Regions from separate parts of the Homo sapiens genome. Here region 2 is linked to region 1. A link is an interaction called in ENCODE POLR2A ChIA-PET data of the cell type or tissue named here. Cell type or tissue: Panc1. All regions are shown on one strand. Each heading gives the region's core, and the rest is flanking DNA. Links, peaks and the distances in the headings are about the cores only.

Evidence for each region. ChIA-PET counts read pairs that join two places held together with the same protein. Peaks named below come from ENCODE experiments on the same cell type or tissue, not always from the same donor. Only the 100,000 strongest peaks of a DNase experiment are listed, where the experiment ranks them.
Region 2: POLR2A ChIA-PET joins it to region 1 with 10 read pairs; 3 of 35 experiments call an interaction of 5 or more read pairs at or near these places.

What each region holds. Positions count from the first base shown.
Region 1 is chr10:112,667,878-112,676,215 of GRCh38, forward strand. It overlaps VTI1A (vesicle transport through interaction with t-SNAREs 1A), which reads left to right. Exons shown (of 8, transcript NM_145206.4): 6 at 341-411; 7 at 1,060-1,121. Among named protein-coding and RNA genes, the nearest start is that of MIR4295, 38 kb to the left of the region's middle. In Panc1, for the core only: no CTCF peak of the experiment used is centred there; no DNase peak of the experiment used is centred there.
Region 2 is chr10:112,912,174-112,920,511 of GRCh38, forward strand. The region is part of intron 2 of LINC02935 (long intergenic non-protein coding RNA 2935); the gene reads left to right. Among named protein-coding and RNA genes, the nearest start is that of LINC02935, 25 kb to the left of the region's middle. RefSeq lists an enhancer at 888-1,388 and a silencer at 3,434-3,634. In Panc1, for the core only: no CTCF peak of the experiment used is centred there; DNase peaks (open chromatin) are centred at 3,688 and 7,738; H3K4me3 peaks cover 381 bases; H3K27ac peaks cover 745 bases.

The DNA.
Region 1 (8,338 bases), core at 304-8,303:
ACCAACAGCTAAATTCCATGATGACAAAATAGACTAATGGACCTCAGATCTTCTCCACCTTTGCTGATATTTGCTGGAGTGGCCTGGACAAGACATCATCTCTAAATCATTATTTTCATGTTGGTTATGTTCTATAGGTCAAATATCTAATTATGCCTAAGATAAATAGATAAATTTATCAAATACTGTTTATATTTTTCAAATACATGAATTGAAATATGTGTCTGATGTATAATGCATGCATGCAACTTTAACATTTTATGCCATTTTAGTATTTCTGAGATTTACTCTCATATGCACTCCAAGTCATTTTTCCTCACTCAAATTTTCTTTTCCGTAGAGCAAATTGGTCAGGAGATGTTGGAAAACCTTAGTCATGACAGAGAAAAGATACAGCGAGCACGTGAAAGAGTAAGTACAATTGATACAGTTTTTTCACATATTCAGTAAATGAAGACATAAATGAAAGGCATTGGGACATAAACAATAGCAATTAGGTAGATATATGTGTGTAAGGTGAAAGAGGGTATAAGGTCTGTGGAAAGGAAAAGGAAGAGGGTGAGATGGAGCAAATAGCAGCTGACTCTATGTCCCCATTCCAGAATGTTCCCAGGTAGGTATTTTATTTACTTCTTATAGAGGAGAAGGTCACTGAGGGAGATTTTGGAGTATGTTCATCTTTTAGAGTGAAAACTATAGAATTATTGGTGGTCATCTTTCCTCACTTCATTTTATTTTTGTTTATATGTTTTTAGGACTTTGCACATTCATAAGCTGGAGATGAATTACCAAATGTATATGAAACTTTTTCAGCCTGTGCTTTGCTTTTATGTCCAGTTCTAGTATCCAGCTTAAAGCTCCCAAGATTACCTCTCACGTGTCATTCTCCAAATTTAAGAATTTTCCAAGTTTGTGTAGCTGTCAGAATGTATTTATTTTTGTGTATTTGAACATTTTTATTGTTTGGATTTTCTATCATGAAATAAATTGTCGCTTGCCATGCACTTTAGAAATAATCTAATTGCATGAACTTCTGTTTTGTTTTGTTTCTTCTTGTAGCTTCGGGAAACAGATGCTAATTTGGGAAAAAGCTCCAGGATTCTGACAGGGATGTTGCGAAGGTAAGAGCAAGGTAGGGACATATCTTTCTCTCTGTGTGTTTTTTTAAAATACTATGTTTTCATTCAATTGCAATGGGGCATATTACATGCTTTTGAGCTTCTGCTCTTAGTACCCTGTGCAGGACCCATTTGAAATAACAGAGCACTGATGTTAACTCTTGTTTGGACAGGGACACATACTAACACAGATTAGAGAGAAGGCTTGAGCTAGGGGGGTAACCTCAAGCTATGGAAAAAATTAGGGTTAGACATGAAGTATTTTTTCATAGCCTGAGGAAGGCCCCATGGGCAGCAGCAGGCTGATTTTATTTTCTATTTCGATGGCCTTCTTCTTATGGAGGGAATGCAGACCTACCATTTTCAGGAGCACATTTGCCATTAGCTTTGCTCTCTGTTGCCTTGTTTTCATTTCTTTAAGTGACGCTGTTTGGGGAAACATTTCCGTTTTATGTATATACTTAAAGATGATTTATAAAACGTCAAGATTATCTGAATAATATGTGCTAAGAAACAAATGTTCATGTTTTATATGTGTAACTCTACCTTGATTGATGGAAAATATGCTAAATAGTATGAGAAAATAGATGAATGAATGTAGGTAATGTTCTTATAAGTACATTCAGCACGAAATTATTTCACATTCAGAATCTACCACATAAAAATATCATCTAGCACGACTGTCAGTTTGGAACTGTGGATAGAAAAGTGAACGAGAAACATTGAGAATGGCCTCTGGAATGGCTTAACTGGAATTTTTAAGAAGGAAATCTTTATAGTTGATACTATAGAGACAACCATCTAAAAATAACTAAAGTCTTGTCTGATCACATATCCATATACAATAGTTTGCTAAAAGTATGTTTGCCGTGTTACAGACTTATTGCATAAGAACCAATCAAATGTCTAGTGGTTTGGTCTTCAAGGCTGATAACATTTTCTAAGCAGCCTGACCAGTAGCAAGCCTAAAGTTCCTGGGACATTTCCAGCCAAGGCTAGTATAATGTGACATTTCCCCTCATTTCCTTGAACCCGACTCCCAACTCAGAATCATAAGCCATCAAATTCTGTGATTAAGAGTACTATGTAAATGGCCTAAGAAAAACTCAGAATTCAGAGAGAAGGGTAGTAGCAATTGAAAGGAATGCTTCAGTGCCTATAGACAATAAAAAAGAAAGGAAGGGGAGGGAAAAACCTCTGTTGCTTCCCTGGGAGGGCTCCTGCGTCGTGAGCTGTAACGAATATTCTGCATATGTCTCCATTTTGTCAAATCTCATTAAAGAGTCCTCCTGCTTTATGTCAATTGAGCTGTCCAGAAATCATTCATCATTTTTAGTGTAAAAAAAATGATGTGGTTATTTAAATAATATCATATTAATGTTAAAGTTCAGCTGTCATTTAATGGTATGGCTTAATCAGATGTAGCATTTAGGAAAAATAGTTTATGCGGGCTCTACGTGGCTTTCAGGTTGGCAGATTCAAATAAGGATTTATGGGTTTCGAAACCAATGTATTTCTGTCCATGTTTCTGCTTGATCTACCTCACCCTTTAGTGCGGGACACTGCAGACAGTTATTTCAACAAATAAAGCATCTTCTCATATTGTGTTTGAATAAATTTGCAAGTCATTTAGAGAGGGTGAAGCACAAACAACTTCTGCAACCTTTGACTGGGCTTTCTGTAGGGAAATCATAATAACGTGGTTGTTTCAGAAGCCTACGGAAGAAAATTACTCTGGTGAAATCTACATGGGGTTCTCTTTGTAGGCAAACTCAGTCAATCACTGACTCATCTTCTTTTGGGATGTGTCTAGAGTATGAACAGAAATAAAAATTCCCAGATGGACATCACCTTGCTACATCTGAACCAAGGGTATGCTTAAGTCCACCTGTTCATATGCATGACAATGTTTTTCACTAGGCACAGCTGGGATCTTGGTATCAGCCAGGATATTCAGATATTTTCAACCAATGCCATAACGTGGCAGGTTTTCTGGGGACCAAATGCAGTGGTTTTAGTTTCTAATTACTGCCGCGTATGATATACAATGTATTTTGGACTTGAAAAGGCACAAACATTTTGCCAACCTCTCTGCTTCATTATTTTGGTTATCTCATGGAAAAGCTCTCTCTAGAGAAGTAGAGGCAGGGTTTATGTACCAAAGCCTTTTATTGAATGCTCTGATTTTGCTTTCCCTGTTACAACCCTCCCATTCATATGGCTTTCACTTCCAGCCCTTGTGAGCTTGTGTTTCAGAAAGAAAAGCCACATTCTCTTACTCTTCTTCTTACCAAAACTGCATAGCTATATCGTGTGTCAACAAGCGTTTCTGATTTAGGAAATGTTATGTTATTGAATCTTGTACTCATCTGTCACCTTCACAAATCTATAAAAGAAATGAATGTCCTCTTTGTGAAGTGTGAGCATTTACCTGCATATAACATAAGCTTATTTTCATATGATAAATTCTGTGTGACTGAAAATAGTTAAATATTCTGTAGTATACCAAACCAAGGAGTTGCTTTATTTAAAAGAAAGATTGCAGGTTATTTTTAAAATTTTTTAAACCTTGATTGTTCTTAAATTTGTAAAGTGAACAGAAATGGCTTGGCACGGCTCATCATTTGAGCCATTTTACGTATGGTCTGTTGTGAAGACAGGTGAAACCAGTGTTCCATTGATACCAAGATCTGTGCGTATGGCCACTTGATTATCTGTAAAACTGACCAAAAGGAATTGGAGAAATCAAAATAAGTAAGCAACAAAAATTAAGTTTATAAAATCCAGCAGCCACTAAATAATCATCTACCACTCATGCTTTTTAATATTTTATTAACTTCAAATAAGATAAACATCTATTTCCTTCCTTCTTTCCTTTCTTCTCTTCTTTCTTCTGCTTATTCATTTCCTTAGTAAATATTTAATGTCTGTATGCCAGGGCCGGGGATCCTGAAATGAAACCAATTTTATCCTCACTTTCAGAGTACTTTAGTGTAGTAGAGGACGTATGCATAAAAATGTACTATGGAAATTCACAAAATTAACGGATTCTCAAAGCAGCTATTGAAGATTCCACAACTCCAGTTAGTCCTTGCTGGTCATTAAAAGGGACACCAGAAAAACAAATAACTAATAAAAAATACGAGTTAAATGGCTATAATGCCCACCTGTTTGGAAAAAAAAATAGGGAAATAGAAAATGGTATATGGAATCATTACAAACAAATTTTGAAAAGAACTAAGGTGTGCAAAAACATTGACATATAATATGTAATTTAGTGAGACAGCAACTGCTTCAACCGAAAAGAAATTGCTCTTCATGTAAGCATGCCATGTTACCAAAAGAAAGAAAACAAAGGAGAAAATTGGTTCATTCAAAATTATAATAGTAAAACTCGACATCAGAACACAGCTCTGGCTGATTTCCTGGAAAGTAATTTTTCTTCGATCCTGACATGTGATGGAGAGCCATCCAGGGACAAACTGTTCATTTCCTAACTCTGTAGACAGAGTTTAAATACAGTGGAATTCAGATAATAATGAAAATGGTCATGAAACAAGTGACCATTTATGTTGTAACTGGGTCCAATAAATGGGTCTTTTCATTGACTTTCACAAAATTTGATTATTATAATTGGCTGTCTTAAAGTGTCACAGTATCACTAGGAGACTTAAATGTCTCTCTTCATATGTGTGTATTTATGTGTGTGTCTGTGTGTGTATTTTTTCTATACCTTTGAGCAGAAAGTCTTATTCGTTCAAACTGTCGGCAATCTGTAAAAATGAAAATTAAGATTTTCAAAATTCAGTCAGAATAAAAAGAAATCATGATTCTATTTCCTTTTACCTCTGAAGAGTTAATGATTGATCACTAATTGTACATTTGTTTCTAAAAGTATATGAACAATGCCTCAGGAATGTAACAAAGTTATAGCTTAAGAGCTCCACTGACAAAAATTTACAGGATATGTTACTACTTTACCTTGGCTCCTCCGCTGCATTGTATATGCTGGCAAAGTGCTTATAAAAAAAATGGCATAAGCCAGGTGTGGTGGCTCACACCCGTAATCCCAACACTTTGGGAGACCGAGGCAGGCAGATCACTTGATGCCAGGAGTTCGAAACCAGCCTGGCCAACATGGTGAAACCTCACCTCTACTAAAAAATACAAAAAAAATTCGCCAGGTGCAGTAGCTAATAATCCCAGCTACTTGGGAAGCTGAGGCATGAAAATCACTTCAGCCTGGGAGGCGAAAGGTTGCAGCGAGCCGAGGTCACATCACTGCACTCCAGCCTGGGTGACAGAGTGAGACTCCATCTCAAAAAAAAAAAAAAAAGAAAAAGGAAAAGAAAAGAAGGAATGGCATAGATGATTAACACCCATTCTGTTTGACAATCTCAAATCAAATAATTTCCTCTCTCCCCGACACTACCTATATTTGCCCCCATTCACACACATGCGCGCGTGCGCGCGCACACACACACACACGCACTCAGATTGTTTCCTTCAGAAAGTGAATTTTGTTTATCCTTCCAGTATGAGTATGGTTAACTTCCTTATGCGTGGAGCTGCTAAGAGGTCTTTTGTAACTAATCTGTAGTATAAACAAAGCAGACAGTATTAAATGCAGTTGACCTAGCCAGGACCATTCACACAATATTATCTGATATGCATATTTTTGTTAGAGTTACTTTCGAGTTAGCCTGGGGAATCATTGCCACCTATCATTGCTATCATATTTTACATTTTAAATGTAGTCTTTGGTAGAATGACAGGTAAAACATCTGGAAAGCTTAAATGCACTGTCAGAATGATTCCTAAGAGTAAATAGACCAGGAATGCCAATGCAAGATCTGTAAGCTATAGAAATGTAATTTTTAAAATAAAAACAGGTTTATTCTTACATATGCCATGGCTAGATGTTTAAGCTTTTTTTAAAAACTCATTCTTTTTTCTCCTTCATTTTGCCCAGGAAACATTCTGTTATATTCTAATTGTTCTTACTACAATGTCTGAAAATTCAACAGTATAGAGTTTTCAAGACTTGTGAGAAAAATGTCCTTGAAAATTTGCTGTAAATTTTTAGGCACTGAAGAAAGTATCTTCTCTCATAGTACCTTGCATTTATATTTTTACTTCTCTATCTCTTTTTCTTTTCTCTGTTCTCTCATTCCTCTTTCTCAGCACATTTTACTTACTGGTGATAAACTCGGGCCCTGACCTGAAATTAGTGTAGCAAAATCTCAATGTCTAAACTGTTCTTCAGCTTTTAATCAAGTGCTTATTCTTTCAGAATAAAGTGATTGAATTTCCTATAGATTCTTTGGACTTAACAGATTTAGGATCTGAGCTAGAATAATGCTACAAAGAGAATTTTTAAAAATCTTGGTTCTTTTTGTGTGCATAAGTTTATTTCTGTACAGTTGACTCATTGCCTTTGTCCTACGACCTCTTCAAGGCCAGCATGGGTAACGTTTTTACCAAACCAAAGAATAGCTTTGGAGTTGCTTATATGTTTCTCTTTAATAACATGCTTGTGCCTTTAAACATAGATTTTTGCTCTAGTGTCAGACACTTGAATGCAACACCTTATCTGTCAATGATAACTCTACCAGCTGCATTCTTTGAGCCTTAAGTGCATATGTGACCCTCAATCATGTATTGTACATCTTATCTGATTTTATCCTTAACAGTTCTGTGAAGGAGGCATCACTATCCCCCTTTTACAGGTGAGGCAAACTGTGCTTAGTGAAGTTAAGTAAACTATCCAGATTCACATATTGTAGAAAGGAACAGAATTAGGATGTGAACTTAGTTTGCTCTTTTGACACACTACACAAGGTTCCCAAAGGCCAGTTTGTGAATCAGAACCAGTTTTCACTAGTGGTAAAATGAGAAGAGTAAGAACAAACAGTTGAGTTTTTGTTATGCCAACTTTTATTGTGAGACACTATTATAGTTCCATTTCTTCTGTGAAATAATTGGTGGCAGTAAATAATTTCCTTAAACTAGGTTCATTGTTACAGTAAATAGAAAAATAAATACTTGTAAGTATTAAACATTGGCAATCATATGTCAGTCCTCCCACTGTCCCATGCCCCCCTCTCATTTCACTGACCAGGAAATTCAAAATCCATACTATGCTATGCCTTTTAATAACCAAAAAAACTGCTACTTATGCACTCTCTGATAGGTAGGTAGCAGCCACAGTCCTAGACATTTGTTATACGTTATCTTCTTTCACTTTCTATGATAACTCTATAAGATGGATACTGTTACTCCCATTTTAAGAAATAAGGGAACCACGGGTAAATATCATCAGGGTCTACATAAGTCATCTGCCTCCAGGGGCTGGTTTTCCTACTGTACCAACTATTTGTCCTTCTATGAAGACCCAGTTTCCTCACAGATGGTCAGACAGCCCTTCTGGGTGTGCAGACAGTTGTTCCTGAAAGCAATGAACAAACCCTACCAGATTCCACCATTGAGGGTGGGCTGAAGGCGCTCAGCTGCAGCTACTGTATGCCACAGGAGTCCCAAGTGAGTGTGTTCTTAAGGAGTCCTTTCGAATTGTTGTATTGCTAAGCATAGACTGTGTGGCATTAACCAGAACCGAGAAATAACAACACCGTGCAGCAGAAGAATCTATAATCTCCCTTACCTCCGGAATTTGACAAGTGTCATTGTTAGGAAATTTTATTTCTATATCTAACTTTGTCATCTGAGTCTTATCCTTGCTGGAGCAAACAGTTCCAGTCTTGTTTAATTACTCATGTGAAATTTCTATGTATACGTCCAGAGGCATATGTCCCAGTAGATAAGGGGTAGTAGGCTCTGGAGCCGCACTGGCTCTGCCGCTTTTTAGCTAGTAACCTTTGGCAAGAATCTCACCTCTCCGTACCTCAGTTTCCTCATCTGCAAAATAGGGATAACAATAGTCTTTACTATGGAAATTTTTATAAATGTGTAGATACATGTAAAGTGCACACAACAATGCCTGGCACATAATAAAGTGCCAGGAAACATTGAGGTATTTGTTATTATCATTATCGTCATCGGTTTTAAAAGAAATAGGGCCTGAGAGCAAAGACTAAAATCAAAATGTTAATTAATAGTTCTTCTAGGTTGATGAATTTTAAATTTATGTTTTTAAATTTTCTTTTTCCATTACTAGAGTTTCCTAAGAATTTTTTTTAATTAAAAATCAATAATAATAAATC
Region 2 (8,338 bases), core at 90-8,089, 240 kb after region 1:
ATGATTTAAATGGGTGAACTGTGTGATTATATAAATTATATCTTAATAATTGTGTTAAAAAAAAAGAAGAAAATGTGAGAACTACAAGTGGGTAGTATAGGTAATTGAAGATGCATTTACCTAGCAGTATTCATTCATAAGACTAAGGAATCACTCACTACCCACATCCAAAAACGGGCTAAGTTGATGGAGATGGAGCGGTACATTCACTCGACTTGGAGTCACAGCTGTTCTTTTTCTTCCCTTCTAGAGGCCAAAATGGCAGATGAGTTTGAGGTTACGGCCAAAACTGGAGATTCTGTGTACAGAGTGTATTTATGTGGGTGGGAGTCCTTCCATCGCCGCATAAAGTTTCATCTCCTAAGCATCGCAGCGTTTGTAGTCTCAGAGGTTAAATTCGACTAACAATGGCTTCCTTTTCTGAGAACGACTTGGTTAAAAGGTGTATGACTCATATTTGTCAGGGACAATTTGCTTTTATCTGACTTTTTTCCTCATTGACGTCACTTCCTCCTCCTTTCCTTTTCTCAGAGGTAGCGTTGGGATTTGGCAACATGAATACAGCAATTTACAGGGAAGTCACACGTAGTCTCCCGTTTGGCTCCGGTGGCCATGCTTAGAGCTACTCTAGGTTACCCTAGGCCTTCATACACCACCTGCCCCAACTCACACACTCTCAGCTCTGCATAGGAAATTCGCCACTTTATGGCTTCGCATAAAAGTGCCATTCTGAATAAACGCAGAAGCAATCAAATGCTCTAGAGTTGTTGGGCTTAAATATCAGTCATGCTTCATCGCAGGCATGCAGGACCTGTTCCTTGTATGATATCGTCATATAAAGATTAAGGACCTTAGGGGCATCTTAATGAGGTGATAATGAGGAAAAAATGTTCTGGTTTTGGGGGGGAGCTGTAGTCTTTACTTTCATGTTCAAAATGGGTTTAATCTGACATTGAACTCCTTGTTATGCAGTATTAAGGAAGAGTGGGGCGGGAAATGAAGATGGGTACTAAGGTAAGGGTGTGTGTGTGTGGGGGGGGTAGGTGTGTGTAGGTGTGTATGGGGGTGTGTGTGCGTGCACGGGTGTGTGTGTGTGTGTGTAGGTGTGTGTGTGTAGGTGTGTGTGGGGTGTGTGGGGGTGTGTATGTGTGTGTGAGGGGGTGTGTGTGGGTGTGTGTGGGGGTGTGTAGGTGTGTGTGAGGGGTGGGTGTGTGGGGGGTGTGGGGTTTTTGAGTGTGTGTGGATGTGGGTGTGTGTGGGTGTGTGTGTGTGAATGTGGGTGTGTGTGGGTGTGTGTGAATGTGTGTGTGTGTGGATGTGGGTGTGTGTAGGTGTGGGTGTGTGGCGGGTGTGTGTGTGTAGGCACACAGTGTGCTTGGGATTTTTTTTTGTTTTCAAGACAGGGTCTTGGTCTGTTGCCCAGGCTGGAGTGCAGTAGCATGATCTTGGCTCACTGCAACCTCTGCTTCCCAGGCTCAAACGATCCTCCTGCCTCAGTCCCCCCAGTAGCTGGGTCTATAGGCGCACACCACCACACCTGGCTAATTTTTTCTATTTTTGGTAAAGATGGGGTTTCATCATGTTGCCCAGGCTGGTCTTGAACTCCTGGGCTAAAGTGATCCACCCGCCTCACACTCCCAAAGTGTTAGGATTACAGGCGTGAGCCATTGCGCTGGGCTGGAACTTTCTTAATCTGCCTTTTATTGCTCTTGAACACCTGCCCATAATATGAGGCTCTCCCTTTTACAAGGACTACCCAAGTCCTAGGGCAGTAACTCCAAGGAGCTTCCTTCTCTAATATCCAGACCTCTTTATGTTCCCTTCCTCTGTATTTATGCCACTGTCTTTGCCGCATTGCACTATTATTGTTTTCACGTTATTTCCTAAGGTGCCCTTTGTTACTCTTGAAGACCTGCCATTATTTCAAAACCTTTTCTCTTTATATGAACCACTGTGGAGCAATAGGGTGAGGGAGCTTCCGACTTCGCCATACAGATGGTCTTTATTCTCCCTTCCTTCCTCCTTCTTTCTTTTCAGACAGTTGGAATAACCAGATAGTTGAGAACGTTCTTTGAAATGGGAAGTCACAAACTCTGTCCTTTGCTGAGTGACTTAACCCCTTTGGGGGAAAAAGATTTGTATAAAACCAAGGTGGCATTGTTATGACTATTGAATAACAATAGATGAGTTAAATCATTCATTCGTTTGTAACCTAAATATTCCCCTGGGGTTATGACAGGTTTCCTGTATATTTATGCGCAAAATTACATTTGCCCTGAATCTTCACCCCTTTGACTAAGAGGAGTCTAAAGTCTGTTTGTGTGTGATTCTCCTATTCCAAGAATTACAAAATGTTCTTAGTCATGTCCTCGTTTTTCTCCCTTGCCAGTTAATTCAGCCCACAATCAATTATCCGTCCATCCTTTCACCTATCTGTTCATCTGTCCATCCGTCTACTCATCCATTCATTCAACACATATTTATTGAGCATTTAAATGAGGCAGGTACTCAACTAGATGACTAGTGAGGGCTTTGGTGGTGAGTCTGAATATCTGCCCTCTGGGAGAATAGACAAAGAAGTAGACAAACATTACAATATGTGTTAAGTCCAGTACAGAGTGGACTGGGCACACAGAGAAGGGACAGCTGGCCAGAGTTAGGGACTCAGAAAAAGTACCCCTAAAGAAATGCTATCTAAGACCCAAGGGATAAGAAAAAGCAGGGAGGAGGCAGGGCGCAGTGGCTCACGCCTGTAATTCCAGCACTTTGGGAGGCTGAGGTGGTGGATCACTTGAGGTCAGGAGTTTGAGACCACCCTGCCCAGTATGGTGAAACCCCGTCTCTACTAAAAATACAAAAAATAGCGAGGCATAGTGGTGCATGCCTATAATCCCAGCTACTTGGGAGGCTGAGGCACGAGAATCGCTTGAACCAGACAGGTGGAGGTTGCAGTGGGCCAAGATCGTACCACTGCACTCCAGCCTGGGCTATAGGGCAAGACTCCGTCTCTCAAAGAAAGAAAAAAGAAAAGAAAAGAAAAGAAAAGAAAAAGCAGAGGGCAGGAGAGAAGGACTTTTTTTCTGAAAAATATCCAATGATGTATCTACTACTTTCCTAAGCAAACTAATTCATCTTGCTGATTCCCTGAGCCTCTCACATAATGATGGATTTTCATGTAGAAAGAGCAGAGATTTGGATTTAGTAGCTCAGGACAATTTTGCTTAAATTTTTCTGGGTGGAGGTTGCCTCATTTGTAATATGTGCAAGGTAATAATTCCTAACCTACAGAGTTGTTAGAAGAATTAGGTGTGTTACAGGCAAAGCCCCCAGCACATGAGAGACCTTCACATATGGTAGATCTTATTACCATGAAAAGCAAAAAAATATATCAGTGGTTCCTAAGGGTGAGGGTGGGGGAGGGCTAGTGGGGTGGGGACTCCCAGGAAGCTCTTTAAAAAAAAAAAAAAGTAAGGACAAATAAACAAACACACCCATGCTCCGTCGCGGGAGGTTCTGAGTCACTAGGTCTGGGGTGGGTCTCTAACATGTGAGCTCCGTAGGTGATTCTGATCTTAGCCCCGTAGGTGATTCTGGTCTTAGCCACGGTTGGGAAGTGCCGCTGTACCCTGCAAAGGCAAGGATCTATTTTCATTCATAGAGCTGCCATTTTAAGTACATTAAAACCACAACTAAAAGCACAGTAACCATGATTTAAAGTAACTATTAAACAGAGTTGGAAGGGCATGCTGATGGTCAGTAACCACCCTCCCTGGGTAATTGAGAAGGGACTTATGAATCAGTGAAAGTGGAACTGCAGAATTTCTCAGGCTCTTAGAAATGAGGCCTGTAAAAATGTCTGGCTGGAGTCAGAGTGGAATTTAGCTGTCATATTTCTCTTGACTGACCACTGTAACCCTTTGGTAATTGATCTAGTAAATTAGTAACTCATATCACACACAGCTTAAGCTTTCTAGAGTTCATGATTGCTTGCTGAAAATAGACATCTGGCCATAGAATTTCCAGCATAACTAGTAAAGAAAAATTCAGACAGACATTTGCTCGTGAAAAGTCTCAATATTTCAACCCACAGTCTGAAATTTCAGTTGTTCAGGGTGGAATTCTTGAGTATGTTTGTAAATGTTCCCCGAATGGAGAGTGTTCAAGCTGTTTGTCTCTTAGTCACTCGCTCACTGTAAGACAACACAACAGAGTTGACGTTTGAATTTGCCTAGAGCTTCAAGACAGTCACTATCTATGAATTGCTGGAAAAAAAAATCTCAGGAATAAGCAAGATTTGGTCTTCAGAGGTGGTTGTTTTAGAGATAGGATAAGAGGAGACTAAATATTCTTGGTTTGTCCTGAATCATGTCAGCAAAGAAAAAGCCTGGTATATAACTCTTTCCGAATATTACCCAAGGAACTTCCCAGAGAATCACCAGCCAGAGCTTATTAAACCAACCTGCAGGTTCCTGGGCACTCTTCCAACCTTTCTGTGTTTCTGGGGGTGAGGGCCAAGGCTCCCAGGTGATTTTTATAGTCATGACCACCTTATGAGAAGGTAAAAAATGAGGGTGGGCACTATGGCTCATGCCTGTAATTCCAGCACTTCGTGAGGCTGAGGCAGGAGGATTACTTGAGCCCAGGAGTTCGAAACCAGCCTGGGCAACAAAGCAAAACACCATCTCTCAAAAAAAAAGAAGAAGAAGAAGAAGAAGAAGAAAATTAGCCGGGCATGGTGGTGCATGCCTGTGGTCCCAGCTAATTGGGAGGCAGTGGTGGGAGGATACCTTGAGCCCAGGAGTTAGAGGCTACAGTGAGGCATGATCATGCCACTGAACTCCAGCCTGGGCAACAGAGTGAGACCCTGTCTCCAAAAAAAAAAAAAAAAAAAAAAAGTAAATAAATAAAAAGAGGGTGATAATGTATTTTTACTACACTTATTTTGCCACAATGGAATTTTATGTCTGCGCTTAGATTTTTTTTTAAAAAAAGAGTAAATTAAGAGCATGAGACTTGGAGTCACCCATTTCTGCTTTCTGTTCCTTTGCTAATTCTTTTTTTTTTTTTTTTGAGATGGGGTCTCACTCTGTTGCCCAGGCTGGAGTACAGTGACATGATCACAGCTCACTGTAGCCTCAAACTCCTGGGCTCAAGTGATTCTCCTGCCTCAGCCTCCCAAGTAGCTGGGATTACAGGTACACACCCACACCCAGCTAATTGTATTATTTTTTGTAGAGAGCGGGGTCTGTTGTCCAGGCTGGTCTCAAACTCTTGGGCTCATGTGATCCTTTCCCCTTGGCCTCCCAAAGTGCTGGGATTACAGGCATGAGCCACCATGCCCGGCACCCCCTTTACCCATTTTGAACTTTAGTTGCCTTCTCCATAAATGGCACTGATAAGGGGAGTTATCCTTCCCCCAACATTTCCTTAAAGACCAAATGAAAAAAAATGGGTATGAAAATACTTTGTAAACTAAAAATACACAGTTCTATCATTATAGTCATTTTATATATGAAGAATCTACAGTTTAGGATTCCCAGCTGACATTATTCCTGGAAAAATGTTAACCAGCCTCCTTAATTTGGCTGTTTTTACTTTTATTCAAAGAGAGGAGGGTGTTTCCATACACAATGAGCCATCTAGCCGTAAGCATAAATAAGGCAGTTCAGATGTTGCAAAGGAGACAGGGGTCATTAAGTCCTTAACATATCAATCCAGAATTGCATAATGCAAATCTAGAGCAGCTACCAAGGAACAGGAGAGGCTTAATGTGTTCCCCAAAGCGCATTATGTTATTCTACATCTAGGAAAGTGCTTAAGTCAGAGCTTTCTCCAACCAAAGCAATGTCCACTATCTGTGACGGCTTGCCTGCAGAGTTTTTTGTTGTTTTGTTTGTTTGTTTGTTTTTTGCCTGTTTCATGAAAAAAAAAAAAAAAAACTGGCTGTAGAACAAGCCAGCTTGATGCATTTTGTGACAGATCTCTGCTAATATTCTAATCTCTCAGGCCCCAGACATGAGTCCTCAAAAGAGATGGAAAGACTTTGTCCTAAATGTAGTTGATATATAAGAACCTTCCATTATTCGCCTTACCTTACCCATCTGAGCTTCAGTCTAAGAAAGGAGGTTGTCTCCTTCACAAGATGCATTCATTGGCATTTTCAATTGACAGAGATTGAGTAATGCATTAAGTAGTCCTGTATACAGCTGTTGATACTTAATCACCTGAGATCTCTTCAGTACTATTTATCTGGCATAATCTGATAGGTGCCCGTCCAATTATTTGCTTTGAATAGATCTATTTCTCAGGCTTAGGGGAAATAGCCATTGATGGTAGAACTCTTACAAGCCCCTACCTAGCCTCAGTAGCAAACAAGGAAAGGCTGGTGGAGAAGAGAGAACAGGAAGAGAGAAGTAGGACCCATGGCTTAGCCTCTATGGGAGATGAAATGACTCTCTGGACTGGAAAGAGGCCTTGCATTCATTCTGCTCATCCACTCATTCATTCATTTCATTCATCTGCTCAACAATATTTACTGCATGCCCCTCTGTGCCAGGCAGTGTCGTGGGCACAGGGGCTCTGTGCCCTCCTCAGATGAAAGTCACTTAGCACATTGCCATAACCTGGGTTTATAGCCATAGTATTTACAAGTTGGGGAAGTTTTCCTCTTGCTTTGTTTGGGAGGACAAAGAACTATAAGAAATACTGGGTTAAAGCAAAGGGGAGAAAATCCAGTTCCACCTGGCTCCTCCCTGAATGGGCTCCCACCCCTTTCTGGGGTAGGTGGAGCAGTCAGAGCCCCTAACCACTGGCTTGGAAAGAAAAATCCTGAAGTCATTTGATCCAGCTCTAAGAGGTGCATTCTACCAGGAACTAGAAGGCACCTTCCAGGGAGTTAACCCTTTTGATCGCAAGTACAAAATGCAAGACCTTCAAGGCACTAAGAGGATGCAATATATGAACTTGGAAAAGATGATGATGATGAAATGACAATGATGTGATGATGATGATGACAATGATGACGATAAATAGCTCCCATTTATTGAGCTTTTACTGGGTATCAGGTACTGAGCTATGTGCTTTATGTATTATTTCATTGCATCTTCACAACAGTATGAGGTAGATACACTGATTATCTTTATTTTACAGATAAGAAAGTTGAGTGTAAGAAAAGTTAGGAATTTTGTCCAAAGACACACAACTACTAGATGTCAGAGCTGGGCCAGTGTCTGTTTATCTTCCTTCTCTGTTCCTTTGATTCTGTTTGGGATTATAAAATAATGGGGGCTCACTTCTATGTAAAAAGTCCCATGTGGCTCCTATTCTATTTTGTATGTGTGTCTGTTGATCGAGGAGTTGTTTGCCTGGCATAGATGGCCCCTCTGATCTGATTCGACTTTCTTGGTCTTGGAAGTCCTCTGTTTTCATTTACTGTCTAGTAAGATGGGGAGGGGCACAAAAGAAATGTCAGTGTGAGGTTGCCTTTGGCCAGAGTCTTGAGGCCATCCAAGAACCAGCTACCTCTTTAGCCCCGAAGACCTAAGGACCGAAGATCCCGAAGAAGTAAGTGACATGGAGGAAAGAACAGATGATAACAAACGAGGAGACACAGGAAACACACCAGAGCCAAGGAGAGAGTGGAAATGGTCCTGAGTACGAGCACTACTCCTTTTGACATTCCTCAGTGGTGACCAAGCTTTGCTCTTTTAGAGCGGGAGGATCAGCTCTGTGGCTGAATCAGGCTGGGGACAGAAGTGAGTAATGCCTCCATAGGTTAAAACAAAACAAAACAAAATGATGACTCCTGATGAGGTTTTCGGGAGTTGCAGAACATGGCACAAACCTGGAATCAATGTCTTACTTTCTTTGAAAGGACGGTGTCCACCTGGATGTTTGCACATGGTTGTCTCTGTTCACAAATCTAACACAAGCTTTCCATGGTCCATCCTGTTTGAGGTGGAATGCAGTGTTTGCATCCTCAGTACCTGTTCAATATCTGGGACTGAGCAGACACTCCATAAATGTGTGCAGTTTATTTTATTTTGAGACAGAGTCTCATTCTGTCACCCAGGCTGGAGTGAGGTAGTGCAATTATGGCTCACTGCAGCCTTGACCTCCCAGGCTCAAGCAATCCTCCCACCTCAGCCTCTTGAGTAGTTAGGACTTCAGGCATACACCCAGCTAATATTTTAAAATTATTATTATTTTTTGCAGAGACAGCATCTCTCTATGTTGCCCAGGCTGGTTTTGAACTCCTGGGCTCAAGTGATCCTCCTGCCTTGGCCTCCCAAATTGCTGGGATTACAGGCCACTGCATCTGGCCATGTGTGTGGTTTAA